Linked DNA regions of Homo sapiens: region 2 is linked to region 1. Evidence: read pairs that join two places in POLR2A ChIA-PET (ENCODE). Cell type or tissue: A673. All regions are shown on one strand. Links, peaks and the distances in the headings refer to the core of each region. The heading gives the core; the rest is flanking DNA. Region 1 holds the start of LOC124904037 (a long non-coding RNA gene). Region 2 holds the start of COIL (coilin).

Region 1 (15,990 bases), core at 5,119-7,618:
TAATCTCAGAACTTTGGAGGCCAGAGTAGGGGAATTGCTTGAGCAGGAGTTCAAGACCAGCTAGACAATGTAACAAGACCCCATGTCTACAAAAAAAAAAAAATTTTTTTTTAATTAGCTGGGCAGGGCTGGGTATGGAGGCTTACACCTGTAATCCCAGAATTGTGGGAGGCCAAGGCAGGTGGATTGCTAGAGCTCAGGAGTTCGAGACCAACCTAAGCAACATATTGAAACCCCATCTCTACCAAAAATACAAAAAATTAGCCGGGCGTGGTGGCACACACCTCTGGTCCCAGCTGCTCGGGAGGCTGATGGAGGAGGGTCACTTGAGCCTGAGAGGCAGAGGTTGCAGTGAGCCGAGATTGCGCCACAGCACTCCATCCTGGGTGACAGACTGAGACCTCATCTCAAAAAAATACAAATTAGCTGGGTAGTGCTCACTACAGCAGCACATATACTAAAATTGGAACAATACAGAGAAGGTTAGCATGGCCCCTGAACAAGGATGACATGCAAATTCATGAAATGTTCCATATTTTTACATATAAAAGCAAGCTGAATCCTGATCACCTTGAGTACATGTCATCAGGGACCTCCTGAGGCTGTGTCCCGTGCCCATGCATGTCCTTAATCTTGGCAAAATAAACTTTCTAAATTGGAAAAAAAAAAATTAGCTGAGTGTGGTGATGCACACCTGTAGTCCCAGCTACTCAGGAGACGGAGGTGGGAGGATCACTTTTGTCCAGGAGTTCCAGGCTACAGTGAGGTAGCATTGCACCACTGTACTCCTGCCTGGGTCAAAGAGCACGACACTGTCGCTCAAAAATAAATTTTAAAAATTATTGAGAAAATACAATGCACTGTGTTGGGTAAGCCATTGTGTATGGGTACCCACTGTGTATGGGTAAACACAATAACTACAAGAAGAATAATAGCAAAGGATTGAAAACCCTGAGTAAAGATTCCCAGGAGCCAAGATTTAACCAACTGAATAAATCAAGGGAGGCAGTGCTAATGAGATGAAAACCTTGTGTTCTTTAGGAACTTTTACATTTTGGGCAACAATATCAAATATAACAAACACTTAATGTTTTGTTAACATAAAAACACCGTAAGCTTCTCCCTGCTGAGCAGCTGAAGTGTCAGTAACTCCTACTTTGGGGTACTGCTGAGGTGAAATTATTCATCTCATATTGTACTGCTTGAAGAAAATTCGTAAGTATCACTAAAACTTTTTTCAAGAGTTGCTGAAATACTAACAAGCAATTTTTTCAATTCAGAGGCTCCCAGCTGAGGAAAAAGAGCTCTTACAAAAGAGTGAAATCTGTAACCCTTGTATGATTGAGTCTGGAGATCACTCAGGAGGCTCATTTCTGAGGGCTCACTTTATGTACAAGTGACCTGAGGTTCAGAATTTGACTAACATTTAGAGTCATCTGGTCATTTTAGGTAGGACATAGCCAAAACATTCTGATCATTTAGGTGGAAAAACCTTTATATATTTGTCATACAAGATGAACAATCCGGCTGGGCGTGGTGGCTCATGCCTGTAATCCCAGCACTTTGGGAGGCCAAGGCGAGTGGATCACCTGAGGTTGTGAGTGTGAGACCAGCCTGGCCAACATGGTGAAACCCCATCTCTACTAAAAATACAAAAAAATTAGCTGGGCATGGTGGCAGTTGCCTGTAATCCCAGCTACTTGGGAGGCTGAAGCAGGAGAAATCGCTTGAATTTGGGAGGCAGAGGTTTCAGTGAGCCGAGATCATGCCATTGCACTCCAAGCTGGGCAACAAGAGCAAAACTCCATCTCACAAAAAAAAAAAAAAAAAAAGATGAACGATCCACAAGTTGATTAGGGCCTTTGGGAGATAATCAGGATTAAATAAGGTGGTCAGGGTGGGCCTCCCATTATCAGGCTGGTGAAAGGAGCCATGACCTTCAAACTGATACTAAATCTTGACCATGATTTAGGTAATGGCAATGGACTCTGGACCAATAAAGCCCTCAGACAACTGGACGGAGGGGGAGATCAGACAAATAAGAACCTATTATTTCTAAATAAGTGAGACATTATGTAAATGGGAACATATAAACAGAGCCGTATGGTCTGGAGTCAAGTAACATACATATTAGCAGGGCATGTGATCATTTATAAAACAATTTTATATAAAGTATTCCCCATAGAAACCCAATGGAGGAGGCAGAGTAGATATAATTTTTCTAAATGAGTACATTGCGATTCAGAAAGGCTGATGACATGCCAGGGTTGCACGGAGCTGGGATACTGATCCAGTCTTGTGACTCCAAAATTTAGTGGAGTTTGTTGTTCATTTTTTTCCCCCACTAAGTTATGCCACCTTTTTCCTAGGTCAGGGGTTCCTAGCCTTTATTATATCATAAGCCAGCCTCTATAAGAAGTTGGCTATAGCTACAGACACTTCCTCCCTCCCTCTGACCCTAGCAGTTTGGCGCATACAGCAGAATTTTGCAGCCAACTTGGAGGGCCTCCGAGACTCCAATTAAGAACCTCTGAACCAAAGATACCAGTCCTAGCTGAGGTATCTCAGACATATTTAGTATAAACTGGCAATGAGCTTGTTCTGTCTGGTTATCTTCTGTCTGTGGCCATTTTCTATTCTGATTCATCCACAAGCCCACAGAGAAGTCAGTAACACACAGGTTCAGAAAAGCCAGTGGTGGAGAAATGTTTCCGGGAGAAAAAACAGTGGCACTAGGGTTGCGCCTCTAGGGAGGTGCCATTCGACATGTTCTGGGAACAACATGCTGGACAAGCTGGCAAGAAGAAAAGACTGATGCGTGGCCAGGCGCGGTTGCTCATGCCTGTAATCACAGCACTTTGGGAGGCCGAGGCGAGTGGATCACCTGAGGTCAGGAGTTCAAGACCAGCCTGGCCAACATGGTGAAACCCCGTCTCTACTAAAAATACAAAAAAATTAGCTGGGTGTGGTGGCGGGTGCCTGTTGTCCCAGCTACTTGGGAGGCTGAGGCAGTAGAATTGCTTGAACTCGGGAGGAGGAGGTTTCAGTGAGCCAAGATCATGCCATTGCACTCCAGCCTGGGCAACAAGAGCAAAACTCCATCTCAAAAAAAAAAACAGATGAACAATCCAGTATTATTGAGAGAAAGGTGTAAAGTGAATCCCATTATCCGCCAGTTGGGGGTGACATGAATGCCATAGCTATTCTTTGTCATATCTGCATTTGCACATTGCCACGTTGAATGGTTATGCTTTAAAATTGGAGAGTTGGAACCAAAAACAGTTCACTGTACTTGATAAAGTAACTCATGTATGTCATCAACAACTAAGGATGACTGTTTCCTCTTCAAATATGCCCCGAGTATTTATCCAATAAACAAAACTAGTTATTTTCTATAGTGGTACTATAGAGTCATTCCATTTGCTTCTAGAGTTTCCAGTGAACCAATGCCTAATTTCAGTGAGCTCTCTATGATATAGTTAAGGGTATCATGGTCATGTTCTGGTATTATATCTGCATCATTATATAGAGTAGTTCAGTCTCCATAATCTATATCAAACCAAAGACTTTGATTACAGAGGGAGTCTGGACCACTGCTGAGATTAGTCCCAGTTTTTCTTTTCTCTCTCTCTCTTTTTTTTTTTTTTTTTTTTTTGAGACAGAGTCTCAATCTGTTGCCCAGGCTGGAGTTAAGTGGAACAAACATGGCTCACTGTAGGCTCTCCCTCCAGGGCTTAAGTGATCCTCCCACTGCAGCCTCCCAAGTAGCTGGGACTACAGGCGTGCATCACCATGCCTGGCTAATTTTTGTATTTTTGCTTAGTAGAGACAGGGTTTCACCATTTTGCCCAGGCTGGTCTTGAACTCCTGGGCTCAAGCAATCTGCCTGCCTTGGCCTCCCAAAGTGTTGGGATTACAGACATGAGCCAGAGCACCCAGCCCCACTGACGGATTTTTCTCTAGGCATAGAGAAAAATTACCAGTGATAAAATCAGTAGTAGTTGTAGGCCATTCCTTTGCTTCTATTGCTTCTTCCCAGTGCTGTTTGTCGATCTGAGCTACCTACCAAGGGAAGGATACTAAACCCTTTCATGAACGCAGTTTCCTGAATTACTCACTCAAGCATGTGTAGGAGCAGGTTCTAATATTAGTTGTGATTCTTCCCATTCATCTAGATAACTATGTATCTAGCAATGCATTGGTTAATGCTGTAGTTTGCATGTATTCCCTTAAATTTCATGTATTTGAAACTTAATCCCCAAATTCACAAGTTGATTAGAGATACGGCCTTTGGGAGGTAATCAGGATTAAATAAGGTGGTCAGGGTGGGCCTCCCATTATCAGGCTGGTGAAAGGAGCCATGACCTTCAAACTGATACTAAATCTTGACCATGATTTAGGTAATGGCAATGGACTCTGGGCCAATGAAACCCTCAGACAACTGGAGGGAGGGGGAGAAAAGACAAGTAAGAACCTATTATTTCTAAATAAGTGAGACATTATGTAAATGGGAACACATAAACAGAGCCGTATGGTCTGGAGTCAAGTAACATACATATTAGCAGGGCATATGATCATTTATAAAATAATTTTATATAAAGTATTCCCCATAGAAACCCAATTGAGGAGGCAGAGTAGATATAATTTTTCTAAATGAGTACATTGCGATTCAGAAAGGCTGATGACATGCCAGGATTGCACAGAGCTAGGATACTGATCCAGTCTTGTGACTCCAAAATTTAGTGGAGTTTGTTGTTCCTTTATTTTTTCTCCCACTAAGTTATGCCATCTTTTTCCTAGATCAGGGGTTCCTAGCTTTTATTGTATCATAAGCCAACCTCTATAAGAAGTTGGCTATAGTTACAGACACTTCCTCCCTCCCTCTGACCCTAGCAGTTTGGCGCATACAGCAGAATTTTGCAGCCAACTTGGAGGGCCTCCGAGACTCCAATTAAGAACCTCTGAACCAAAGATACCAGTCCTAGCTGAGGTATCTCAGACATATTTAGTATAAACTGGCAATGAGCTTGTTCTGTCTGGTTATCTTCCTCTGTCTCTGGCCATTTTCTATTCTGATTCATCCACAAGCCCACAGAGAAGTCAGTAACACACAGGTTCAGAAAAGCTAGTGGTGGAGAATGCTCGCTTTGGCAGCACATATACAGAAAAGCTAGTGGTAGAGAAACGTTTCTTGGAGAAAAAAAGTGGCATTTAGGCTGCACCTCTAAAGAGATGCCATTCTGACATGTTCTGGGAACAACATGTTGGCAAGCTGGCAAGAAGAAAAGACTCATGCATGGCCAGGTGCGGTTGCTCACGCCTGTAATCCCAGCACTTTGGGAGGCTAAAGTGGGCTGATCACCTGAGGTCAGGAGTTTAAGACTAGCCTGGCCAACATGACAAAACCCTGTCTCTATTAAAAACACAAAAATTAGCCGGGTATGGTGGCGGACACCTGCAGTCCCAGCTACTCAGGAGGCTGAGGCAGGAGAATCCCTTGAACCCGGGAGGCGGACGTTGCAGTGAACTGAGATCGCACCATTGCATTCCAGCCTGGGTGACAAGAGCAAAACTCCATCTCAAAAAAAAAAAAAAAAAAAAAAAAAAGAACCTAAAGCATGCCATAAATCTGTGAACTATGAACTTTAGGGTGCCATGTACAAAAATGGCATTTTAAGATTATCCTGGGAGCAGTGTGGAAGATGAGTTGTAAGGGGGAAGGATTAGAAAGAGGAAAGTTATTCGATAGAAGTAGAGCAGAAATGAGAACATTCATGGAGGAAGAACTGACAGGCTAAGATGTAGGATACCTAGAGGAAAGGGGTAAGGGATCTCTCAAGATTTTCAGCCTTGGAAGAACGAATGTGTTCAATAACTATTTATTGTGTACACTCTATTGATGATAGAAGTGTGGAGGTGCAGGGCGTCAAGGCCAAAGCCAAGTTCTGAGTCAACCAGTCAAGTTGCAAGGAGCTACTTTAAGATTTAGAGAGTTTATTACTTACGTAGACAGCAAAAAGAATAAATGTGCCAGCTTCCTGTGATCTTTGTCCTACATACCACGAAGTGTATGACACCAAATCAAAGACCCACATGACTGCAGTGTGAGTTGTGGGATACCCCGTTGCCGAAGTGCTAATCCTAGAAGCTCTATCCTGAGGAAGCCGGGACAGAAAGCCTCCACGTCACCAGAACCCCCAAGATATGAGAAACTGTCTCATGACAGCTTCCCAGGAGAGATAAGGAGGTGAACAGAAGATCTCCTCACAATGGCTATGTACACAGGCTTCCCAGCCTCCCACATCCAGGAAGACCATGAGGCGTTCTGCCAAGACTCTGCCTAAGTGGATACATGCAAGGTCACCATGATGCGGTGGTGGAGCTGTTCCCCAACACAGGGGAGAGCTGGTTTTGAGGAACAAGAAATAAACATGGTTTTAAATACATAGACTGTAAAGTTACATTCAGACATTCACATGGAATTGACCGGGGCTTTTGTTTTCATCAACTTTGTCTTGGCTGTTACACAGCAGTGGATAACCAGAGCACAGCTGTTGATTGATCACCCAACACCCACTTCCCTTCTCTTTCCCTGCAGCAGACTGCCACGTCGGTCCAAATGACAGCCAAGTACTCAGAGAAGGTGACCCACCCCAACTCAGGAGTAACCAACATGCGAATCCCATTCTCTTTGCAGTTGGAGGTGGACGTGCAAGTTAACTCTAGCCAATGAGATGTGAGGGGGAGATCTGCAGGGTGCCTCCAGGAAAGGCTTCCTGGCTCTTAAAAAGACAGAGACAATGTCATAACTGGGTGCAATGCCTGCAACATTGCAGCCATCTTCTGACCATGAGGGACTCAGTGCTGAGGACAAAGCCAACAGGCCAAGAAAGGTGGTGTAGAAAGAAGGAAGGAGCCCTTGATGACAATGTTGAGACAATGTTGAGTCAACCAACCCCACAGCTGCCCTAGCTGGGACTACTGGATATGTGAGATGAAATTTTTCTTTATTCATTTATTTATTTATTTATTTTGAGACAGGGTTTTACTCCATCACCCAGGTTGGGGAGCAGCGATCATAGCTCACTTCAGCCTTGAAGTCCTCGGCTCAAGTGATCCTCCCACCTCAGCCTCCCAAGTAACTGGGGCTACAGGAACGCTCCACCACACCCAGCCCTTATTTTTTTCAGTTGAGTTTTCTGCTCATTGCTACCAAAAGCAGCATCCTAACTGATACTTATGTAAAGTCCTGTACATTACCAGGAACATAGGAAGTTGAAATAAATGTCAGCTATTACATGATGATGATGAAGAAGAAAGAAGAGGAAGAGGAAGAGGAAGAGGAAGAAGAAGAAGAAAGAAGAGGAAGAAGAAGAAGAAGAAGAAGAACAAGAAGAAGAAGAAGAAGAAGAAGAAGAAGAAGAAGAAGAAGAAGAAGAAGAAGAAGGAGAAGGAGAAGAAGAAGAAAAAAAAAAGTGGGTGGATTCTTGAAGGGCAAAATGCTAAGGTGAAAATAGCAGAGATCCTGGACCTTGGAGAACACTCACCTTTAGGGGAGACTGGACAGAGGATGAAATGACAAATAATCAGTAAAGGAAAGGGAAATGAAGTTTAATGCAAGCAAAGGGAATGAGAATAATACACAAGGAATACTAGTTCCATCACGTGCAATGCCACAGAGAGGACTGTTTCCCTTTCTCCCTTTGGGGGAGACCTCAAGGGGAACCAAATTTGATTCACAAAGGCTCACCTTTATGTACCAGTGGATGTCTTTTTTTTTTTTTTTTTTTTTTGAGATGGAGTCTCGCTCTGTCACCCAGGCTGGAGTGCGGTGGGGCGATCTCGGCTCACTGCAACCTCCGCCTCCTGGGTTGAAGCGATTCTCCTGCCTCAGCCTCCCGAGTAGCTTGGATTACAGGTGCATGCCACCACTCCCGGCTACGTTTTGTATTTTTAGTAGAGACCAGGTTTCACCATGTTGGCCAGGGTGGTCTTGAACTCCTGACCTCAAGTGATCTGCCCTCCTCGGCCTCCCAAAATGCTGGGATTACAGGCATGAGCCACCACACCCTGCACCAGTTGATGTCTTTTAAGGTGTCTTTCTAGGCCAGTGATTCTCAAAGTGCAGTTCCCAGACCAGCAGCCTCAACAATACCTGAGAACTTGCTAGAAATGTGAATTTGTGAATTTTCGAGCTCCACCTTAAACCTGTTGAATCAGAAACTCTGGGAGTGGAGCTTGAGAATCTGGTTTTTTTTTTAGTTATTTTATATATATGGAGAGTGAGAGTGAGGCTGGTGGCCAGGCGCGGTGGCTCATGCCTGTAATCCCAGCACTTTGGGAGGGCAAGGCGGGTGGATCACGAGGTCAGGAGATCGAGACCATCCTGGCTAACACAGTGAAACCCCGTCTCTACTAAAAATACAAAAAATTAGCCGGGCGTGGTGGTGGGCGCCTGTAGTCCCAGCTACTGGGGAGGCTGAGGCAGGAGAATGGCATGAACCCGGGAGGCGGAGCTTGCAGTGAGCGGAGATGGCGCCACTGCACTCCAGCCTGGGTGACAGAGTGAGACTCAGTCTCAAAAAAAAGGAAAAAAGAAAAAAGAGAGTGAGGCTGGAATGCAGCTCACTGCAGACTCAACCTCCTGGTGCCAGACTAAATTTCTGTTCTTGTTGCTGAAACAAGGTCTCCCTCTGTCGCCCAGGCTGGAGTGCAGTGGTGCGATTTCAGCTCACTGCAGACTCGACCTCCCAGGCTCAAGCAACTCTGCCACCACGGTGGTGGCATGGGACTACAGATGCACATCACCACACCGGCTGATTTTTGTATTTTTTTTAGACACAGGATCTCGCCATGTTGCCCAGGCTGGTCTCAAACTGTTGAGCTCCAGTTATCCACCCACCTCAGTCTCCCAAATTGCTGAGATTACAGGCGTGAGCCACCATGCCTGGCCTATTTTTTCTTTAGGACTCTGGGAACGGTTATATTTAGCGTGTGTGTGTGTGTGTGTGTGTTTGGAGACAGAGTCTCGCTCTGTTGCCCAGGCTGGAGTGCAGTGGTACAGTCAAAGCTCACTGCAACCTCCACCTCCTGGGTTCAAGCAATTCTCATGTCTCGGCCTCCCGAGTAGCTAGGATTACAAGTGCCCACTACCATGCCCAGCTAATTTTTGTGTTTTTAGTAGAGACGGGGTTTCACCATTTGGCCAGGCTGGTCTTGAATTCCTGGCCTCATGTGATCCACCCACTTCAGCCTCCCAAAGAGCTGGGATTCCAGGCATGAGCCACCATGCCCAACCTAGCATCGGGTTTTAAATTTTACTTTTTCTCCTCTGTTATAAATTCCTCTGGCTGACCCCAGACATACAGCACATCTCTCATGCACGCTGGGCTTGTGTTCACGATGTGCATTGACACATTAGACTAACATCTCTGGTGTGTCTCCTGTGTCCCAGGCATTGTTCTGAGTATTTAGGAAACAGCAACGAACAGAAGAGATGAAACTCCTGCACTCATGGAGCTCACTTTCTAATGGGAAGTGAAAGAGTAGGATGAAGGGAACTGTGCCCTTCCTTACATCACCCCACACTTAAAATAGAACCTAAAACCACACACGGGGTTCTTCAAATACCAGGCACACTGCTGCCCCAGGGCCTTCTCTCTCTCCTAGAGCTTTGCATGGTCTAACCCTCTCCCCACTTCATTCTGGACACTGAGCAAATGTTATCCCATCAGAGAGGGCTTTCCTGAATGCCTTAGCTAGACCAGCACACACATGTATCTATCATGCCATGCCCCTAACTGGCTTTGTTTTCTTTATGGCCCTTTTCCCTAGACTAAAATGTTGTCTATTTCCTCTACTAGAATGTAGGCACCACGGAGGCAGGAATTTGGGTTTCTTTTCTCACTGCTGTCTCCCCAATCTAGGGACAACGCCTGGCACCCAGTAGGCACTCAAGAAGTATTTACTGAACGAATCAGTCACCCCTTCACTGATGTCAGTTTGGCAACAGTAGTACTGACAGAGGGGATCGTGGCTGGAGTTCCAGGCGGGGAACCACAGAGGCATACTTGAGGGGTAGGGGAAACGAAAAATTACCTGGAGGAGCAGCTGTCCTAAATATAGCAGCAGCAGATGACCCGTGACCAGGGTCACTGTCCGACCACACCAGATTCTGCAAGTTGGCAGGGTTTTCATTGTATATATGAAATATATATACAATTGTATATATATGAAATAAGATATATATACAATTGTATATATGAAATATATAAATTGTATATATGAAATATATAAATTGTATATATGAAATATATATACAATTGTATATATGAAATATATATACAATTGTATATATGAAATATATATACAATTGTATATATGAAATATATATACAATTGTATATATGAAATATATATACAATTGTATATATGAAATATATATACAATTGTATATATGAAATATATACAATTGTATATATGAAATATGTACAACTTCATATATATTTGTATATGTATTTGTATATGTATATGTATATGCATTTGTATATGTATATGTATATATATATTTTTATATATAATATATGTATATATATTTATATATAATATATGTATATATATATTTATATATATTTATATATAATATATGTATATATATATTTATATATATTATATATATATATAAAAAAGACAACTATGGAATAGAATTTCAGCATCTATGTTTTATTTTTATTTTTATTATATTTTATTTTTTGAGACAGAGTTGCATTCTTTTGGCCAGGCTGGAGTGGAGTGGCACGATGTCAGCTCACTGCAACCTCCGCCCCCAGTTCAAGTGATTCTCCTGCCCCAGCCTCCCGAGTAGCTGGGATTATAGGTGCCAACCACCACACCTGGCTAATTTTTGTATTTTTAGTAGAGACAGGGTTTTGCAATATTGGCCAGGTTGGTCTTGAACTCCTGACCTCAGGTGATCCACCCACCTCAGGTGATCCACCTGCCTCAGCCTTCCAAAGTGTTGAGATTACAGGCATGAGCTCCCACACCCAGCCTTGTTTTAACCTTCTTTTAGTCTCCGCCTTGACATAAGGCCAGGAGTGGTGGCTTCTAGTACTCTCTCCTTTTCCCTGTCATAGAGACTACGGATTCCTAAAAGTGGACAGCAGTGCCCTGCTGAACCCAGTTACTGGTTACTGGCTGCCCTCCAGACAGGGGCCAGATGAAAAATCAATGTGTGCCATTGTCAGAATATGTTTTAAAGAAATCTGACTTGAGGCATATTAAACAGTTGGACATAAAGGGGTAGTGTCTCATTATGAGCCATTAGGAATAGGCAAGAAAAAGCAAAACAGAAACTGCTCCACCTACCAGGTAGTGCTCCTGTTCATAGAACAAAGTGCTGCTCACCGAATAGTACAAAGTCATGCAACAACTGCATCCAGTACATAAATGCAGAAGCTTTTTAAATTTACACCTTGTATAATTTGTTAAGGTTACATTGCTGGGCTGGGCACCATGGCTCATGCCTGTAATCTCAGCACTTTGGGAGGCTGAGGTGGGTGGATCACTTGAGTCCAAGAATTCAAGACAGCCTGGCCAACATGGTGAAACCATGTCTCTACCAAAAAAATACAAAAATTAGCTGGGTGTGGTGGCAGGCGCCTGTAGTCCCAGCTACTTGGGAGGCTGAGGCAGGAGAATCACTTGAACCCAGGAGGCAGAGGTTGCTGTGAGCCGAGATCGCACCACTGCACTCCAGCCTGGGCGATTCTGTCTCAAACGAACAAACAAACAAAAAGATTACATTGCTGGCATACATTTCTTTTCTTTTTAGAGATTGGGTCTCACGATGTCGCCCTGGGCTGGACTCAAACTTGTGGTCTCAAAGCAGTCTTCCCACCTCAGCCTCCAAGTAGTCGGAACCAGGCCTAGCTTTGCTGGCAACTAATGATAGTTTGTACTTCCTAAATCATTAGTAAATTTCAATTTCTATTTTTAAAAATAATTATCCAAAAAGGAAACACAGCACAAATTGCCTTCAGCCTTGTACAAATAAAGAGATAATCAGTGAGTAGTTTATAAAGTGGGAATGATAAGTTTCTGAGCTTTTTTTTAAAAAAAGGAAGTCATTTCTGTTAAAGAAGAATTGATTTAGTTGGGCACTTTAAGAACTTAGTTTCTGTGCTTTATACAGGTGACACTAACTCTGCGCGCCATTTCAAGGGTTGTGCATCTGGTGGTACCAGTAACATCAAAGGGTGATTAATAATCCAATATTATTAATGAATACATGGATATTGGTATTAGAGGTCAAATACTATCTTTGTCTGTGAATTTTTTTATGTAGAGAAGGGTGATGTAAAATTACAAACTGAGTGGTTTTTTTTTTCATATGAACATTCCCCTATCCTCAAGAGTAGGACAATAGTAAATTCACAGAACAATTGTAAATTAACATAGGTGCTGGCCAATCTGAAACCAGTATATTAAGTGTTCAAGGGGAATCAGGCTGGGCTCAGTGGCTCATGCCTGTAATCCCAGCACTTTGGGAGGCCGAGGCAGGCGGATCCCGAGGTCAGGAGATCGAGACCATCCTGGCCAACATGGTGAAACCCCGTCTCTACTAAAAATACGAAAATTAGCTGGGTGTGGTGGCGTGTGCCTGTAGTCCCAGCTACACGGGAGGCTGAGGCAGAAGAATCACTTGAACCCAGGAGGCAGAGGTTGCAGTGAGCCGAGATTGCGCTATTGCACTCCAGCCTGAGTGACAAGAGTGAGACTCTGACTCAAAAAAAAGAAAAAAAAAAAAGTGTTCAAGGAGAATGAAGAGACTGAGGGAGTTGGGCAGATTTTATTTTTTCAAAGCTGGCCACAGCACTATTTGCCATCCTATGTTAACTTGCTAAAAAGCCCAATAGTTCTCACATTGTGTGCCCACAGAACACTGACTGACATTGCTTTTTAAGGGAATTAGCATTAATGTAGCACTTCCTATTTATTACTGTCTTTAAGCTGCCTAGACTATGATTATTATAACAACCACCACTAGCATTGAGCATTTACTGTGTCAACTGCTTACTGTGTCTCGTTTAGTTGTGTCATAACACTAAGATGTCATTACACTCATTCTGTTGGTGAGGAAATAGAGAAATACAGTAACTTGCCAAGGTCACAGAAATGGTGAAGCTGGGCTTTTCCTCACACACCACACTGCTTTGTCCCAATATTACAATGTTGATCTGTCTCCAATTCACAGGAAAATAATTTAAAATAGCCAATAGAATGCTCTTAAGTTGGAAACATTCTTCTATCCCTTTTTTTGACCTTTCGCATTTCTTTTTTTTTTTTTTTTTGACTCTGAGAGAGTATTTATCTATGCACCCTGGAAGCCAGCCTCTAAATTTAAATATCCAGCATGGGACCTTGGCCCTCCTGGCCGTGGGTGGGTGTAGGAATGGGTCCTAGAGCCCTTCCCTGAGAGTGGAACCCAGAGCCTGGAAGTGGGATGCCCCTGAGCCAGCAGCTGCCAATAGCCACAAAAGGGGAGAAGGAGATGGGAGCCAGACACTCATCCCAATCCCAGAGACTCCAAGGGGAAGGGAAGATGCTTTGGGCCTCACAGCCAGGCTGAGGGTTGGCCAAGCTGGAGGTACACATATGTGGAAGAAATGGAGGCCCAGTGCCATGGGCAGAGACTATACCCTAGGTGCCCGCCCCAGTGCCAGCCAACCCAAGACAGGAGAAAGGGGTTGGCAGTTTTGCATCTGAGAGATACAAGTGGTGCCTGGCCCTCCTGTGAGGTGAGGCAGTATGGGGAAAGGCACAAGCACTGCAGTCTAAGGGCTTATGGAAGGGGGAGTCTCTGAGCCTTTTGCATGGGTGCATGCCCACCCACCCCCAGCTCTTCAGAGGCTGATGTGGAAGGCATCCTGCAGCCACTGGTCACAAACACTGTGCATCTGGGGCACAGTGAGGAGTGGCGGGTCGGGGGGCAGGCTGGCATTGGGAGGCTCATCATCATCAGACAGGCCAGCATCAGGTGGGTAGGAACTGTCTAAATGCAGGGAGGATAGCAAGTCCTGGATGAGCTCATGACCTTTCACATTTCTAGAGAGCAAGTGCCAGCAGATGACAGAACGAATGAACAAGTAGCAAATATACATTCATGGAAAAGGTCAGAGCAGCTGGTTTTGCTTGATTCACTCATTTGATTGTGGGTGTGGATGTGGTGTGTGTGCTTTGGGGCAGGCAATGTGGCAGCTGCTCCTAGTTGTGAATATATTGCATGCCTATAACACTGTTTCCATGTTTGCTGAGTTGTTCTTTGTTTCTATGATGAAATTAAATATACCTTTTCATGGGACTAGACAAAGAGCATCAATCATTCTGTGGCAGCAGCTTTTCATGAATCCCCTAAAACTGTGCAAAGCTGCGTTCTATGTGTATGCATGTGTTGTTCCGGTGAGGGAGTTCTGAAGTCAATGCTATAGTTAGATTACCAAAGACGTCTGTGATTCCAGAAGGATTAAAAACCACTGACCATCTATCATTCTACCTATCTGCCATCTCTCCATCATGTTTATAACATCATTTATGCATGCATTTATCTATTTATCCACTAAGAGACATATTTCTTTCCAGATGGTAGCATTTGAGATGATTTATTTGTAATTTTCTGTCCTGCTTTACTCCTTCATAATGACCATTGTATTAGTCCGTTTTCACACTGCTATAAAGAGCTGCCCGAGAGTGGGTAATTAATAAAGGAAAGAGGTTTAATTGACTCACAGTTCAGCATGGCTGGGGAGGCCTCAGGAAAGTTACAATTATGCCAGAAGTCAAAGGGAAAGCAAGGCATCTTTTTCACAAGGCAGCAGGAAGGAGAGGTGCTGAGCCAAGCAGGAAGAGCCCTTTACAAAACCATCAGATCTTGTGAAAACTCACTCACTATCACGAGAACAGCATGGGGGAACCACTCCCATTATTTAGTTACCTCCACCTGCTCTCTCCCTTGACAAGCAGGGATTACGGGCATTACAACTCAAGATGAGATGTGGGTGGGGACACAAAGCCTACCCATATCAACCATGTATCATTCTTAGAAAAATAATGAAGTGATTAAGAGAAAAGGACAGCTGATCTGGGTGCCCCACCACGTGTCCAACTTATCTTTATACCTCCATTGATGGGAAACTCAACCAGCTCTCTAGGTGGCCTAGTCTGTCTGTTTACCTCAAAGTATTAACATTTCTTCCACATGCTGAATTCATGGCTAGGCAATGAACAAATCAATGAAGAAGGCTGGGCACGGTGGCTCACGCCTGTAATCTCAGCACTTTGGGAGGCCAAGGGGCAGATCACTTGAGGCCAGGAGTTCGAGACTAGCCTGACCAACATGGTGAAACCCCATCTCTATTAAAAATACAAAAAATAGCTGGGCGTGGTGGTACATGCCTGTAATCTCAGCTACTCAGGAGGCTGAGGTAGGAGAATCACTTGAGCCCAGGAGGCGGAGGTTGCAGTGAGCCAAAATCAGGCCACTGCACTCCAGCCTGGGTGATAGAGCTAGAGTCTCAGAAAATAAATAAATAAACAAACAAATCGATGAAGCTCCAGGGGGCAGATAAAACAGAAGTGAGTCTTGGGGTGGAAGACAGGGAGAGGCATCTGTGGCTGGATCCCTAGAAGCCATCTGAGAACACCTGCCTGCTTTGCCATCCCAGATCAGGGACAGGGTGCCAAGGACAGCAAACAGGGCTCAGCACAGCCTGGGCATGCAAATGGCTTGTCTGTGGTTCACGGAACAAGCTCAGGAAGCTGGCAGGGAGGAAGGGGATATAGTGAGGCAGAAAGGAGAAGAACAAAGTTCAAATACACAAGGGAAGGGAGTAGGTGGGGCTCACCTAATGTCAACAGCCCTTGGGTGCAGGAACTCTGTGGAGAATGTGACCCCAAGAAGGGAGTGGTGGCAATGCCAACATGCCTTGGTTAA
Region 2 (16,684 bases), core at 8,981-11,480, 78 kb after region 1:
TATATAAACATTTACTTAATATCATAAACGAACTTTGTTCAAAAACTCTTTCGACTGATTTCTGTTAGCTGAATCTTTTATTCAATCCCTTATCTAAAAATAAACAGAAGGCCAGGTGCGGTGGTTCATGCCTGTAACCTCAACACTTTGGGAGGCCAAGGTGGGTGGATCACGAGGTCAGGAGATCGAGACCATCCTGGCTAACATGGTAAAACCCCGTCTCTACTAAAAATACAAAAAATTAGCCGGGCATGGCGGCCAGCGCCTGTAGTTCCAGCTACTCGGGAGGCTGAGGCAGGAGGATGGTGCGAACCTGGGAGGCAGAGCTTGCAGTGAGCCAAGATAGCGCCACTGCACTCCAGCCTGGGCGACAGCAACACTCCGTCTCAAAAATAAACAAACAAACAAACAAACAAACAAACAGAAAACAGGCTGGGCACAGTGGCTCACACCTGTAGTCTCAGCACTTTGGGAGGCCAAGGCAGGTGGATTGCTTGAGGCCAAGAATTCAAGACCAACCTGGCCAACATGTCAAAATCCATCTCTACTAAAAATACAAAAATTAGCTGGACATGGTGGTGTGTGCCTGTAGTCCCAACTACTCTGCAAGCTGAGGCATGAGAATCACTTGAACCTGGGAGGCGGAGGCTGCAGTGAGCCAAGATTGTGCCACCACACTCCAGCCTGGGCGATAGAGTGAGACTCTGTCAAAAAAAAAAGGAAAACAATTAATTGCTTTAGGATCTTCTAAAGGAAAAGGAATCTCCCCTGCCCTCTGGCCAGGGACCCCTACAGTACACCCCAAGTTAAGCTACATATTATAAAAGCCCTCTTATTCCACGCATTCAGTTCCAGTACCAGGTGGGGTTCATCAGAGATAAATCCAGCAACCATTTAAAATGATATGTGAAAGTGTATGTATACACACACTTCAGACATTTTGTTTTGACTTAATATACAAAAGTATATTCATTTGACAATCTTTTGAAATAGAGCTGAGTAGGTCTTATGAGTTCACTGAATAGAGCTCTTTTTTTAATAAACCATACCATTGTATTGTCTGCAATTTCCACAATTTACAGTTTGGGGGTTTTTAAAATATTTTTTGAGACTAAGTCTTGCTCTGTCACTCAGTCTGGAAGGCAGTTGCACTATCTCGGCTCACTGCAACCTCCACCTCCCGGGTTCAAGCGATTCTCCTGCCTCAACCTTTCCAGTAGGTGGGATTACAGGCGTGTGCCATGACGCCCGGCTAATTTTTGTATTTTTAGTAGAGACAGGGTTTCACCATGTTGGCCAGGATGGTCTCAAACTCCTGACCTCAAGTGATCCACCAACCTTGGCCTCCCAAAGTGCAGGGATTACAGGTGTGAGCCACCGTGCCCAGCCTGGGTTTTTCTTAAATAAGGCAAGATTGCAAAAATTTGCAAGGCAATCTAAGTGCAGAATCTTCCTCAGTTTTTACAAAATTCCTCCCAATCTTTTATAGCTGACCCACTCATCCATAATTTCATAGCATTTCCTGAGTCAGCATTCAACTTAGGCTTCCTAGGAATAATTCTTTTTATAATCGATTTTCATCAGTTCATATAATCTTTTATGAAATTATATAATTACAGTAATAAGAACTAGCCCAACAGCTTTGGAATATATCCAACATCTCTTATGAGCCCCCAGGGCTAAAGTGTGCTGAAAGAAGTGGGGAGCGCCAGTTATATGGAGGCCAAGGAAGAGAACATCTCCTGTGTATAAAAGCTATTTATAAACCACTGTAGATAGAGCCTACATTTTCAAATTATTTTCTAAAAGACTCACCAGGTAAGGATGAAAGAATTTCTATATCTACTTGCTGGGTCTCTGGATTGTGGCTTAATATTCTTCCTTCCTTTCAAAAATAAAAGTCCAAGTCAAAATCAACATGTAAAACACTGTGAATATACTAAAAACCACTGAATTGTAGACTTTAAAATGGTTAAAATGTTGAATTTTATGTTATGTGAATTTTATCTCAGTTGAAAAATTTAGAAATAAATCCACATATAGAGAAAATAAAAACAGGTGGACTGATAAACACTTTATGTGAATATACAGAAATATCTTTAGAGGCAAAATAAAACATTTAAATCATAAATGGCAGACACTATCTTAAATAACTCGATGAAAGTAAAGATTACACCAGGGAACCAAAAGTGACTGAATAAGGGAAAAGGAGAAAAAAATCACACCAGGCTGATATATTCAAGTGAGCACTGACCATCACAGCATTCATCAGGAGAGACTAGATATATCCTAATGGTGCAGCCTCGGTTCCTGATGCTTTTAGAACCCTTCTAAAACAGTGATCACAACCCCCCAGGAGAAACCAGAAGGCACTTTATCACTGTTAAGATCCCAATTCTCCTTCTCCCAGGTCTCCAGCTGTGGGAGCTGATTTTCTAATGCATCAAGAGGATGCACTGCCCATGCACGTGGGCGATGGGGAGACACATGGTAGCCTCCGGGGGTATATACTGAGAGGCCAAGCAACCAGTTCCTCCTGCCTCTACCTGGAATTTCTGAGCACAGTCAACAGTTTTTTTTAAAACCAGACTCAACAGGGAATCAGGGGCTTGGGAGACTACATTTTTTAGTACAGAATTGAACCAATTTAATTTTTGGAGACAAGGTTAATGAATAAAGCAGATGATCAAGCTGGATAACTGCGTTTGAGGTCAAAGCAAAAAAGTAGGACCAATTTTCATTCTTAAAATGTTTTTGAAAGCAATTTCAAAAATCTTCAAAAAATTTTGCCAACTAAAGTAGGCAAAACACCTTCCAACATTAATAACTATGACAACTAATACCAATTTAATATGCAATTTTTTTTAAGAGTCTCGTTTTGTCACCCAGGCTGGAGTGCAGTGGCATGATCTCAGCTCACTGCAACCCCCACCTACTGCGTTCAAGTGATTCTTGTGCCTCAGTCTCCTGAGTAGCTGGGGCTACAGGTGCACGCCACCATGCCAGGCTCATTTTTATATTTTTAGTAGAGATGGGGTTTTGCCATGTTGGCCAGGCTGGTCTCGAACTCCTGACCTCAAGTGATTCACCTACCTTGGCCTCCCAAAGTGCTGGGATTACAGGCATGAGCCACTGTGCCTGGCCATTAATAAGCAATTTTTAAAAATCAGTATCATCTAGAATTACAATTTATAGAGGTTGTGGGATGTATCAATACAATATTCATTTCCATTTCCTCATATATCACACAATTAAATGTTTTCTATGGTAGGGTGACAAAACACCCTGGTTTGTTCAAGACAGGTCTGTACATCTTTCCAGCATAACTATTAATAGCATCCCTTTGACTCACAAGTATCCTGATTCAGGTGATAAATTACATGATCACCTCATCCATAGGAGATAGTAAGTGCCTAAGAAGATAAAAAACAAAACACCAACGACCTAGAACTAACCCACCAGATCCCTTCATTAACTGATTCTTCCAGCCTGCTTTTGAGGAAAGATTTTTTTTTTTTTTTTTTTTGAGATGGAGTCTCGCTCTGTTACCCAGGCTGGAGTGCAGTGGTGTGATCTCAGCTAACTGCAAGCTCTGCCTCCCGGGTTCACGCCATTCTCCTGCCTCAGCCTCCTGAGTAGCTGGGACTACAGGCACCCGCCACCATGCCCCGCTAATTTTTTTTTTTGTATTTTTACTAGAGACGGGGTTTCACTGTGTTAGCCAGGATGGTCTCAATCTCCTGATCTCGTGATCCACCCACCTTGGCCTCCCAAAGTGCTGGGATTACAGGTGGGAGCCACCAAGCCCAGCCTTGAGGAAAGGTTTCTATAAAGATTTTAAGTCTTCCAAGGCATCAATCCAGATTAAATCAAATTCCCTTGTATTTTATCTATGTTACTATATTAACACTACCAATTATTACCTTAAAAAATGGTCTTACATTCCATATAGTACATCAAAAAAAAGAAAGAATGCACTTTAACAAGATTTTCAACAAAATGTTGGTGGGTGAAAAAGAAACATGTAATTCTGTGATCCCTCTGACTGAGTCAAGCTTTTACTGAACTATGAAAAACCTCACATGCCAATATAAAGACTCATACAGATATTAAGTAAGTAAATTCCACGGATAATATTTATGAATTACCTGTGGTTACCTGATAATGCAGAAGAAATCATACTAGATCATAACAACCAGAAGTAATTCACAAATATGTAAAATAGATTCCCATGATGAAAATAATCAAATCTTCTTGCTGAGAACTATTTATTATTTTCTTTCAAAGTTTAGAATCATGAAGGAATGAATACCCAAATAAGTTGGTCTAAACTAATTAGAAAAAAGTAACTAAAAAAATTAAACTGGCTGGGCATAGTGGCTCACACCTGTAATCCCAACACTTTGGGAAGCCAAGATGGGGGGATTGCTTGAGCCAAGGAGTTTGAGACCAACCTGGGCAACATAGCAAGATCCTGTCGCTATTTAAAAACAAAAAATTAATATATTTTTTTTAAAAAAGTAAAAATTAAGCTCATCATTCTCCTACTCTATTCTTCCCAAGTATAAGGCAAATAACACAGGGAGACTTCCCAGTGATACTATTAAAGAGTTGACATTTCGATTAATGTTTTCATTTTCTACTTTCTGGCATTTTTATTTAGTAAAAAAACAAATCTGTATTATCCATACAAGTAGTATTAAATATGACTTTAGTTTTAATAATACACTGACAACTTACTTTTAAATAAACATCCTTACCTTGTAGTCAGAGACATCAGGAGAGTAACTGGATGTTAGCTCCAAAAGCTAAAAAAGAAGAAAAAACCCACAAATACATAAGCCCTCTTATCCTCTCCCATTCCCACAGCTCCTCCATCATGCCATGTTGGCGTGTCCACCCCGACCAGTCTGGGAGCCCTACCAGGAACCCGTAACAACACTGGGGTTCCAGTGGGAAGGGCTTTTACAAACACATTTAACCTGATTTTCTAAGTAAGTTTATTTGGAAGGGGAATGAACCTTTTTTGCTGTGACTGTTCTTTTGAAATATACCTTAAATGCAATCTTTTCTCCAACTTGAGGGGCAGCTGCTAACAGTGGTAACAGACTATAGTCCTTCTTGGGTGTCTCTACTGGATTCTGAAAAACAGTGTTAGTCATGTGACATCATCACTGGTGAGAAAATGTGAATCCATGACATGAACTCCACACACATTCTAAGGGGAAAGGGAGGAGATAACTTACAAAAAATAATACTTACCTGGATAATAGTAGATGAATTTTTTACCACGTCATTTAATTGCTGTTGCCTCTGGTTGTCAGTGCTTCTATTTACAACACAGGAAACAGGATGCCCTCGTCCTCGACCTCTCCCCCGCATGCCCCGTCCCTTAGCTCCCTTCCAAGAAAAAAGGTTCTCTTCTCTACCCCATCCTCTTCCTAAACTAGCAGGGAGAGACACACTGGGAGAAGCACCAGGAGCCTGTCCACCACCATTTGAGCCAGAACGCCTCCATCCAGCAGCACCTGCAGTCTGTGATGACAGCCCTGGGCCTGGACGACCTCTTCCTGCAAAAAGGCCTACTGTCTTTAAGAAACCCGCAGCACACTCCGGGGTGCTCGATGACATCAAGCATTGGTCGTCTGACTCTGCACTAGAGTCTGAACTGGAAGATGTTGTTCCAGAGGTCTTGCCCTTGCTGGGGGTAAGGCTAAAGCCAAGTTTTATAGCCAGTTTGTCTGCAGTTGTATTTTTGGTAGAGGGTTCTTCCTTTGATAACTCAGTTGGTAATTTCTCTGAGGAATTTCTGGCCTCCAAAGTGACTTTGCTGGGACCATCACTGATAGATTCATCACAAGATTCAGACTCCGAGGAGGAACTGGGACTCTCTTTTGAGCAAACGCTTACACTACCTTTCCTTTTGGCTTTAACAAGGCTGTTTCTAGCAGAACCTTTTGGAGAACTACATCTCTGATTGGCCCAGTCTTTCACTGCCTGTACTTTCGGAGACTTGGGATTCTTAGCCTTTTTTTTATATTCACATTTCTCCTTTTTCTTTGGTGATTTTCTTTTGGCCTCTTCGTTATCATCACCCACTGTGCCACAGGTTGCTTTATTTTTTCTCTTGTTTTTTTTGCTGACAGTCTGATCTGTGACAGCTTTTGGTTCCAGATCCAAGACCTTCTCATTATTGTTATTGTTCTCTCGACTCTTCCAATGCTTCTTTGAATATTTGCAATCTGGTTCAGTTTCTTCACCCTCCTCTAACTGAAATGCCCGCTTCTTTGCTTTTCTAAGAGATAAATTAATGTCACCATTACTGATGACTACAGAATTCTCAGCAACTCCTCTCTCTTCTAATTTAACTCTGTCAAAAGAACAAGAGAGAAAGCTAGAGTGAGCAATTTATAAACACATCTCCAGGACATAGTTATATACTGAGATGACTCTACAAAATGTAACTACCATCAGTCAATGAAAAAATGTCACATCACTTAAAGACAAAAGACTCTTTCTGGCAAAATGGCCTATGTAGCATTACTCACAGTCAACTTTCAAATGGCTAGTTTTATTTATTGAATAGCTACTGCATCCTAAACATTTTTAATACGTTTTTCTCTAATCTAAACACCAACACAAAGTAGGTATTTTTAATTTTACAGATCGCAAAATTACAGCTCAGACAAGTTACTTGCCCCAAATCTAGAGCTGATAAGTAGCAGAAACGCAATTCAAACTTCAGTTTGTCTAACTTCAAACTCACAATCTTTCTACAATATGCATGTCACCTACCCTAAAAGGTGATAATGCTGATTATCCATTTTGTTTCAGAATGTGGGCTTCTTTCTTTAATAAGATTTTACTCCTGTTTTAATTTAGGTGAATACTAAACAATTTATGTTCTCTAGGGTAGTGACAGCCATCTGTACAATTCCACAACACTCTGTGAAGCTTAATTTTATGTATCAATTTGTCCGGGCTATTGGACGTCCAGATATCTGGTTAAAATTACGCTGGCTCTTTCCATACCACCACAGTGGTGCACATGAATGTCTTGGCTGATGCTCTCAAGAGCATCAACAAAGCTGAAAAGCAAGGTAAATGCCAGGTTCTTATTAGGCCGAGCTCCAAAGTAACTGTCCGTTTTCTTTTTTTTATTTTTATTTTTCTTTTCTTTTTTTTTTTTTGAGACGGAGTCCCAACTCCGTCACCCAGGCCAAAGTGCACTGGTGCATTTCTCAGTTCACTACAACCTCTCCCTCCCAGGTTCAAGAGATTCTCGTGCCTCAGCCTCCCAAATAGCTGGAATTACAGGCGCCTGCCACTATGCCTCGCTAATTTTTGTATTTTTAGTAGAGATGGGGTTTTGCCATGTTGGCCAGGCTGATCTTGAACTCCTGGCCTCAAGTGCTCAAGTGATCTGCCTACCTTGGCCTCTCAAAGTGCTGAGATTACAGGCATGAGCCATCGCACCCAGCCCCATCGTCCAGTTTCTAACTATAATGATGAAGCATGGTTACACTGGCAAATCTGAAACCACTGATGATCATAGAGCTGGGAAAACTGTTGTGAACCTCACAGGCAGGCTAAACAAGTATGGAATAATCAGCCTCAGATTTGACGTGCAACTCAAAGATCTAGAAAAATGGCAGAATAACCTGCTCCCATCCCACCAGTTTGGTTTCACTGTACTGACAACCTCGGCTGGCATCATAGACCACGAAGAAGCAAGACGAAAACACATAGGAAGAAAAATCCTGGGATTCTTTTTATAACGATGTAATACGTATTTACAAATATATTGCCTCAGTGGAAAAAAAATTATGCTGGGAGTATGTGCAAGGTTGTTTCTGGATGAGATTAACATTTAAATTGCTAGACTGAGTAAAGTACATTGCCGTTTCCAATGTGGGTGGGCCTCATCCAACCCACTGAAGGCCTGAATAGAACAAAAAGACTGAGTAAGGGAGAATTCATTTCTCTGCCTGACTCTTCAAGCTGGGACATCGGTCTTCTCCTGCCTTCAAACTCGAACTTGAACTAGAAATATACCATTGGCTCTCCTTGGTCTATAGCTTACTAAGTGAACTTAGGACTTCTCAATCTCCACAATCCTATGAGCCAATTCCTTACAATAAATCCCATGTCTGTGAGTGAGTATTTGTGTGTGTGTGTGTGTGTGTGTGTCTTACTGGTTATGTTTCTCTGAATAACCCTACTTCATCCAAAATTTCACTATAGGAAAGCAATTTTGTTCCTCCATCAACAGGCAACAGCTAATCCTAGTATGTGCAGTCTGATGATGATGGAAGTCTTGAGACTGTCCTCAATGTTAAGCAAATTGTGAGTACTCAAAAATGCCTGTTGGCCAGGCACAGTGGCTCATGCCTATAATCCCAAAACTCTGGGAGGCTAAGGTGGTAGGGTGGCTTGAGCCCAGGAGTTTAAGACCAGCCTGGGCAACATAGGGAGACCCTGTCTCTACAAAATACAAACATCAGGCTGGGCACGGTGGCTCACGCCTGTAATCCCAGCACTTTGGGAGGTCAAGGTGGGTGGATCACAAGGTCAGGAGATCGAGACCATCCTGGCTAACACAGTGAAACCCCGTCTCTACTAAAAATACAAAAAATTAGCCAGGCGTGGTGGCGGGCGCCTGTAGTCCCAGCTACTCGGGAGGCTGAGGCAGGAGAATGGCGTGAACCTGGGAGGTGGAGCTTGCAGTGAGCCGAGGTCACACCACTGTACTCCAGCCTGGGCAACAGAGCAAGACTCCGTCTCAAAAAAAAAAAAAAAAAAAAATACAAACATTAGGTAAGTATGGTTGGTGCATGCCTGTGGCCCAGCTACCTGAGGTAGGAGGATCACTAGAGCCCAGGAGGTCCAGGCTGCAGTGAGCTGTAATTGCGCCACTGCTGAAAACACACATTATACTTACAAGGCATTTACATTCAGCTATATATTTCATCAAGTTTTTTCAGTGGCCAGGGAAAGATGTAGACAATCATATTTGAAAATAAAGAACAACTGGTGAATGATAGGAGCATATGTGACAAGCATTCTTTAAATTTTTTAAGGCATAGTAATCCTGTGGATTTACCTCAATGCGGTAGTTGAAAAAAATCCTCAATTATTTGTCAGAAAACTAACTATACAGACAAACAAATCAAGATAAAATAAGAGTTACTGATATCAGGAGTAGGAGAAAGAGACAAATAAAATGCTGAGTGACCAGGGATTTTAAATTATAAAAACACATTCCCCTCTGTTCCCAGCTTGGCATCTAATAGCAAGGAAATAATTCTTAATCTGGCAAAAGCCAGTTTGGCATCCTGTGAATCTAAGAACTACCATGGAAGCGCTACAATATCAGATTTTTTTCTTGACATTTCTGATCAATTTGTTTTCACTTGTAGCAATGATCCAAGCTTCAATTCTGAGATGACCAAATAGGACCAAACTTTCTGTCAAATGTTGAAAATGGTTGCAAGTCTCTGTTCAGTCACTGTGGTTTATTAAGGCCCTGGAAAACAGCACATGTAACATCCAGTTGATGAGAACCCCTTCCTTTCCTGGAAGCTGGCAACACCCTCACGCCTTCCAAAACAGCTCTTAGCATCGTCTCATCCATTCTTAAGACCATGCATTGGCCGGGCGCGGTGGCTCATGCCTGTAATAATCTCAGCACTTTGGGAGGCTGAGGTGGGCAGATCACAAGGTCAAGAGATCGAGACCAGCCTGGCCAACATGGTGAAACCCAGTCTCTACTAAAAATACAAAAATTAGCTGGGCATGGTGGCATGCGCCTGTAGTCCCAGCTACTCGGGAAGCTGAGGCAGAAGAATCGCTTGAACCCAGGAGGCAGAGGGTGCAGTAAGCCAAGATCACGCCACCGCACTCCAGCCTGGCGACAGATAGAGACTCTGTCTCCAAAAAATAAAAAAAAAAAGACCATGCATCTACAGCTATTTGGCTTGAAGGTATGACCTGTGATTCCTGCAGCCCCACTACCTACTGTTCCCCAAGAGAATAATTTCAGTTTTTAAAATATTAAGATTATAAACTGGTGTGGTGGCACATGCCTGTAATCCCAGCTACTCAGGAGGCAGAGGGAAGATCACTTGAACCCAGGAGTTCAAAACTAGCCTGGGCAACACAGTGAGCCCTCATCTGGGAAGAAAAAAAAAAAGAAAATATTAAGATTGAGAGGCAAAATACCATCCAGAGAAAAAGAAATGGTTCTCCTGGGTCTGCTTAGTTACCATTCCTGTCAGGTGCACCTTCCCTGGCAATATTCTCTATTTCTTTACCTGGATCACAGACAAAGAATAGAGCTATCCTTTTACAAACAAAAGTGCATGCATTTGTCCTTTCACAAGTAGAAGTGAATTACCTAGGTCACTAGTGACGAAAGAGTTGATTCCAAAAAACAGATCCCCACTTTTCTTTTTTCGAGATGGAATTTTGCTCTGTCGCCCAGGCTGGACTGCAGTGGCATGATCTGGGCTCTCTGCAACCTCCTCCCCTTGGGTTCAAGCGATTCTCCTGCCTCAGCCTCCCAAGTAGCTGGGATTCCAGGTGCCTGCCACCACGCCTGGCTAACTTTTTGTATTTTTAGTAGAGATGGGGTTTTGCCACGTTGGTCAGGCTGGTCTCGAACTGACCTCAGCTGATTCGCCCGCCTCGGCCTCCCAAAAGTGTTAGCATTACAGGCGTGAGCCACCATGCCCAGCTATCCCCACTTTTCATTCTAACTCTTTGCAAGGCAAACTGAGTGGTATTATCAAAATCTAAGTCCACCCTTAAAATCTACAATTTACTGTCTAGGATTCTGTTATGCAGAAACACTGACATGCCCATCTGTCCAACCTGATGCTCCCTACCCATTGCCTGCCAAGGCCAACGTGAATGCCTGGGTTCAAATGCTATTTCTGCCACTGTAATTTTTTTTAAAATCATTACCTCAGCCTTTCTCATCTATAAAAATGGGGATAATGACAATAATTACAGTACTCAGTGACTTATTATGCAGAGAGAGCATGCCTGACTCAGAACAAGTGATATCCAAATGTTAGCTCTAATTTTTATTAGTACAATGAATGTTGTTAGTCCTATCATGGGTAAGTTGGTGAATTTTTAAAAGTTGTACAAGTCTGTACAACTTTTCTGGAAGCTAATTTGACAGTACTTATCAATTTTTATATGTACCTTCTCTTAGACCAATGAGTATTTCTTCTAAGAATAAATCCAACTGAATAATTTTCCAAGTACAAAAAAAATACAAGAATATTCACTAAAGCACTATGTAGCAAACAGAAAAGAATGACATACATCACACACTTTATATACTGAGATAGCCCATGATAGGTAAAAAAGCAAGGTGCAGAACAGTATGTTATGATATTTGTAGTTTAAAAGTATAAGTACATATGGTTGCACATGTATAGAAATCTGGCTCTAAGATATACCCCATACCCCAAACTTAACCAAGGATACTTCTGGAGAGTGAGGTGTGGGAAAAAGTATATGATAAAAGTAGTAGGAAACTTTTTATCTTGGACTATCCAAGGAGCCACTAACTACAGCAATATGAAATGAGAACTCGTCTCTAATATTTTGTTTTGTTTGAGATGCGGTCTTGCTCTGCTGCCCAGTCTGGAGTGGAGTGACACGATCATGGCTCACTGCAGCCTCAACTTCTGAGGCTCAAGTGATCCTCTCACCTAAGCCTCCCAACTAGCTGGGACTACAGGCATCCATCACTGAGCCTAGCTAATTTTTTTTGTTTGTTTTTTGGGGTTTTTTTGGTAGAATAAGGGTCTCCCTGTGTTGCCCAGGCTGCTCACAAACTCCTGGACTCAAGTGATCCTCCCACCTCGGCCTCCCAAAGTGTTGGTATCACAGGCATAAGCCAACATGCCTGGCCCATCTCTAACATTTAATCAATGTGTTTTTTTGTTCGTTTGTTTGTTTGTTTTTTGAGGTAGGGTCTCACTCTGTCGCCCAGGCTGCAGCGCAGTGGCACCATCTCAACTCACCGAAGCCTTTACTTCCCAGGCTTAAATGATCCTCCCACCTCAGCCCCTCAAGCAGCTGGGACTACAGGCATGTGCCACCATGCCCAGCTAATTTTGTTGTATTTTTCTGTAGACATGGGGTTTCACCATGTTGTCGAGGCTGGTCTCGAACTCCTGAGCTCAGGCAATCTGCCTGCCTCAGCCTCCCAAAGTGCTGGATTATAGGCATGAGACATGGCGCCCAGCCTTCATCAAGTATTAATTGCCAGAGTTAAAAGGGTCAGGGAAGACAGAATGCACTGTTTCCTTACAGAATTGATTCTTCAAAAGGGAGTTTCTCAGGCCGGGGGCAGTGGCTCAGGCTTGTAGTCCCAACACTTTGGGAGGCCAAGGCGGGAGGACTACTTGAGCCCAGGAGTTTGAGACCAGCCTGGGCAACTTAGTGAGACCTCTCTACTAAAAATAAAAAACTGCACCTGTAGTCCCAGCTACTCAAAAGGCTGAGGCAGGAGGAGCCCTTGAGCTCAGGAGTTCGAGGCTGTATAAGCCAAGGTTGCGCCACTGCACTCCAGCCTGGGCAATGGAGTGAGACCCTGTCTCAAAAAATAAGGGAGTCTCTCTGAATCTACTGTAATTCTGAGGGCTGCACGATTAAAAAAAATTTAAAAATTAATTAAAAAAAATTAAAAACCGCCAGACACAGTTGCTCACTCCTGTAATCCCAGCACTTTGGGAAGCTGAGGAGGGCAAATCACTTGAGGTCACAAGTTCGAGACCAGCCTGGCCAACATGGTGAAACCCCATCTCTACTAAAAATACAAAAAAATTAGCCTGGCATGGTGGCGGGTGCCTGTAATCCTAGCTACTCGGGAGGCTGAGGCAGGAGAATCGCTTGAACCTGGGAGGCAGATGTTGCAGTGAGCCAAGATCGTGCCACTGCACTCCAGCCTGGGCAACAGAGTGAGACTCTGTCTCAAGAAAAATAAATAAATTAATTAATTAATTAAAATAAAATAAAAAAACCAAATCTGCCAACACCCTGATCTTGGACTTGTAGTCTCCAGAAGAGTAAGAAATAAATTTCCATTTTTTAAGCCATACAGTCTGTGGTATTTTGTTATAGCAGCCCCAGCAAACTAACACAGGGGGCTCCAAGCCAATAGAAGCACCTCCTCCTCCTCCCAGGACAGTTAGAGACCACCTTTAGGAACTCGCTGTCAGAAACCTGGGGGCAGATGAAGCCAGATTCCTGGGGCTTAAGAGAATGGGCTATGAGGAAACAGCAGTGGAACACAAGTGTGTGGTGCATCCAAAGCCTCAAAGGCTGTTTCTCAGGATTCCCACAACCTAGTTCCACTTTTCCTCATTAGCCTTCTCAGTACTGCCAATGATCCCAACAGAATGCTTTGGCTGGTCAGACTCATCTTTTTACCAAGTCCAGCCAGCTTTTGTCTCTATAACTGTGCTTTGATCATCCAACATTTCCCACCCATTCTTCAAGGTACTGCTCAATTCCCTAACCATTTTGTTCCATGCTGATCTCCCTTTTCTCAACCAGCTTCTGCACTTACCATATAACTTGGTCTAACTATTCAGTCTAATTGTCTGTATCACAGAAGGTAATATACAAAAGCATGAGACTCATTATTTGGGTCCCAGTCCAACAATATTGGGTACTTTGAGAATAGAGACTATGTGTTCTTCCGTAGCTCTGAAGAAAAGTGAATTTGCCAGGGAAAAACAATGATTGTGGACATAAAACAACAAAAACAAAGACGAACTTTCCAGATTCATCTTTTTCTACGGTCTGCCCATTTGCCACTGAAGCCACTAGAGAGGTATTTTTTGCCACATGCAGCTGTGCATTTGAAGCATTTAGGAAAGATTTGCCTGTCATCGTGTTGTAATTATTACTTATAACAGTTTTCATGGTTTGTTTTTGTCATTGTTAACTTCATTATGAAGAATGTAATGCCCACATGATTCATTAAAGTATAATTATAGTTAGCACAAGTTATTAACTCATTAGGCAAGAGACAGTTCAGAAAGTAAACTTAATAGGATGGGACACAATCCTTAGAATTGTAACATTTAAATAATCCTTGAATTGCAGAGAGAATAGAGACCTATTTCACAGTCAATAAAAAGGGGGAAAAAAAACTCTTTGAAATTTGGATTATTTCAAATTGTCATTTGAAACAGTTGAACATTATTCAATAAATCATAATATCCTGATTTAAAGATGCAGTTACTGTTCCAAATTAAATTCCCTGATGTTCTGAAGAAATCTTACGGAATCTGACATGCTTGAGGGTAAGGAATATTCAACGACAAAGGGCAGCAAGAGAAAATAGCCTGGTTCACAACTCTGGAATTAATTCACTGTAGCTGAAGCTTAAAGGGGGTGGGGGAAGGAAGGCTGGCACAGTGGCTTACGCCTGTAATCCCAGTGCTTTGGGGGGCTGAGGTGAGAGGACAGCTTGAGCCCAGGGATTCGAGACCAGCCTGGGCAACATGGCGAAACCCTGTCTCTACAACAAATACAAAAATTAGCCAGGCGTGGTTGCCTGGCCTGAAGTCCCAACTACTCGGGAGGCTGAGGTGGGAGGATTGCCTGTGCCCAGGAAGTCAAGGTTACAGCAAGCTATGATCGTACCACTGCACTCCAGCCTGGGCATGGGAAACCCAGTCTCTTTATTTAAAAAAGAAAAAAAAAAGTCTGAATAAATCAGTCCAAGATATGAATCCAAACTGGAATGATCAGATACCATCATCTTACTGTGGCAACTCAACCACATTTCAGCAATTCACACTACAATTGCTCCTGGATACTCATCTCATTATCATTTTTTTAACTTCCAAAAGCATATTTAAGATTATTTTGTGTTTCCCAATTTACAGCCCAAAAGGACTCAAGACACTTATTTGAGAGAATCCCAAAATGTCTGGGTGAGACACAAAATGATACGCCACCAGAAGTCTCAGGGGACACTGGGCACATGAGAACTAAGGCTGGACAACAGCAGGTTATGAAGAAAACACAACGATTCCCCTTTGTCAGCTTCCTGCACCTGACCCTGAAGGCCGCCATGGGTAAGGCCGGGTCTCCGGCACATCTGCACCATGGGCACGCAACAGAGTCGCACAGTGCCTAGCTAAGCGCGGATGTGCTAAATCAAGGCTGAAAGAAAGCCTGGCCCTGCCCTTAGGCATCAGGGATTTTCCAAGTTTGATTCTCCTGTCATCAGAAGCATCCCGGGAAGGATGCTCGTTACACTGCAGATTCCAGCCAGGCGCGGAGGCTCACGCCTGTAATCCCAGCACTTTGGGAAGCCGGGAGGATCACTTAACGTCAGGAGTTCAAGACCAGCCTGGCCAACACGGTGAAACCCCGTCTCTACTAAAAATACAAACAAACAAACAAAAAATTAGCCGGGCATGGTGGCGCCCGCCTGTAAGCCCAGCTACTCGGGAGGCTGAGGTGGGAGGATCGATTGAACCCGGGAGGTGGAGGCTGCAGTGAGCTGAGATCGCGCCACTGCACTCCAGCCTGGGTGACAGAATGAGACTCAGTCTCAAAAATAAAAATAATAGGGGCAGGATGCGGTGGTGCACGCCTGCAATCCCAGCACTTTGAGAGGCCGATGCAAGCGGATCAACTGAGGTCAGGAGTTCGAGACCACCTTGACCAATATGGTGAAACCCCATCTCTACTAAAAATACAAAAATTAGCCGGGCGTGGTGGCGGACGCCTGTAGTCCCAGCTACTCGGGAGGCTGAGGCAGGAAAATTGCTTGAACCCGGGAGGTGGAGGTTGCAGTGAACCGAGATCGCGCCACTGTACTCCAGCCTGGGTGACAAAGCAGGACTCCGTCTCAAAAAAAAAAAAATAATAATAAAAAATAATAATAAAATGCAGATTCCTGAGCCCCAAAGTTGACTACACCAATCAGGATCTCCGGGGTTCGCGAACGTGCATTTTTACAGCCCCACCCCCCTCCAACCCTCGTCCCCTTCCCCATCCCCCATCCCCTCCACTACCAGGTCTAGCGGCTTCAGGCCCGGGCGTGCGCAGGCGCGTCCCCCGCCCGCCGCCCACCCGGCCGTCCCGCTCCCTGCGCCGCGCACCTGAGGCAGTCGTTGTCTCTCACAAGGCGCGCGCTCTCGGCGGGGGGCAAGAGCCCCCCCTCCAGGTAGAGGCCTAGGAAGGCCCCAGAACTGAAGCCGAAGCGCTGGCGGATGAGACTAATGAGATCTGTGACGACTCGGCATCTGTTCAAGTCGACCAGAAGCCAGAAGGCCGTACAGTGCGGGGTAGCTGGCGGCGGGTAATCAAATTGAAGCCGTAGCCTAACCGTCTCGGAAGCTGCCATCTTGCTTGGTGCTCAACGGAAGCCGAGAGATACCACGGGGCCACCGAGAGGCGTGCTCGGGCGGCTCGCCCCCGCCGGAGCCTTTGGCGTGTGCCACCTAGTGGTGAAACCTGGCTACTACAGGCTGCGTCTAGGCGAGAACTCGGAGCGTGGTTGATTTCATTCAATTTTGTTCACGGCAGGGCTGAGGAAGGGAATAAGTGAAATGCCTTTATTACATTTCTACTGGGCGCTATGTAGGGTCTCCTAATTAAGGCAACTCTCTGGATAAATAACATTTCTCCTCAGCAG

What was found. Peaks named below come from ENCODE experiments on the same cell type or tissue, not always from the same donor. Only the 100,000 strongest peaks of a DNase experiment are listed, where the experiment ranks them.
Region 2: POLR2A ChIA-PET joins it to region 1 with 32 read pairs; 5 of 35 experiments call an interaction of 5 or more read pairs at or near these places.

The regions. Positions count from the first base shown.
Region 1 is chr17:56,870,737-56,886,726 of GRCh38, forward strand. LOC124904037 (a long non-coding RNA gene) reads right to left here and starts at 6,968. Exons shown (of 3, transcript XR_007065858.1): 1 at 6,006-6,968. It also overlaps the pseudogene RNU6-1158P and the pseudogene MTVR2. In A673, for the core only: no CTCF peak of the experiment used is centred there; no DNase peak of the experiment used is centred there.
Region 2 is chr17:56,944,627-56,961,310 of GRCh38, forward strand. COIL (coilin) reads right to left here and starts at 16,424. Exons shown (of 7, transcript NM_004645.3): 1 at 16,149-16,424; 2 at 5,263-6,370; 3 at 5,055-5,141; 4 at 4,761-4,808; 5 at 1,816-1,885. The coding sequence starts at 16,393. It overlaps LOC105371836 (a long non-coding RNA gene), which reads left to right and starts at 16,522. Exons shown (of 4, transcript XR_934875.4): 1 at 16,522-16,684. It also overlaps the pseudogene LOC100419768. RefSeq lists a silencer at 16,026-16,135 and enhancers at 16,262-16,556, 16,306-16,445, 16,456-16,505. In A673, for the core only: no CTCF peak of the experiment used is centred there; no DNase peak of the experiment used is centred there.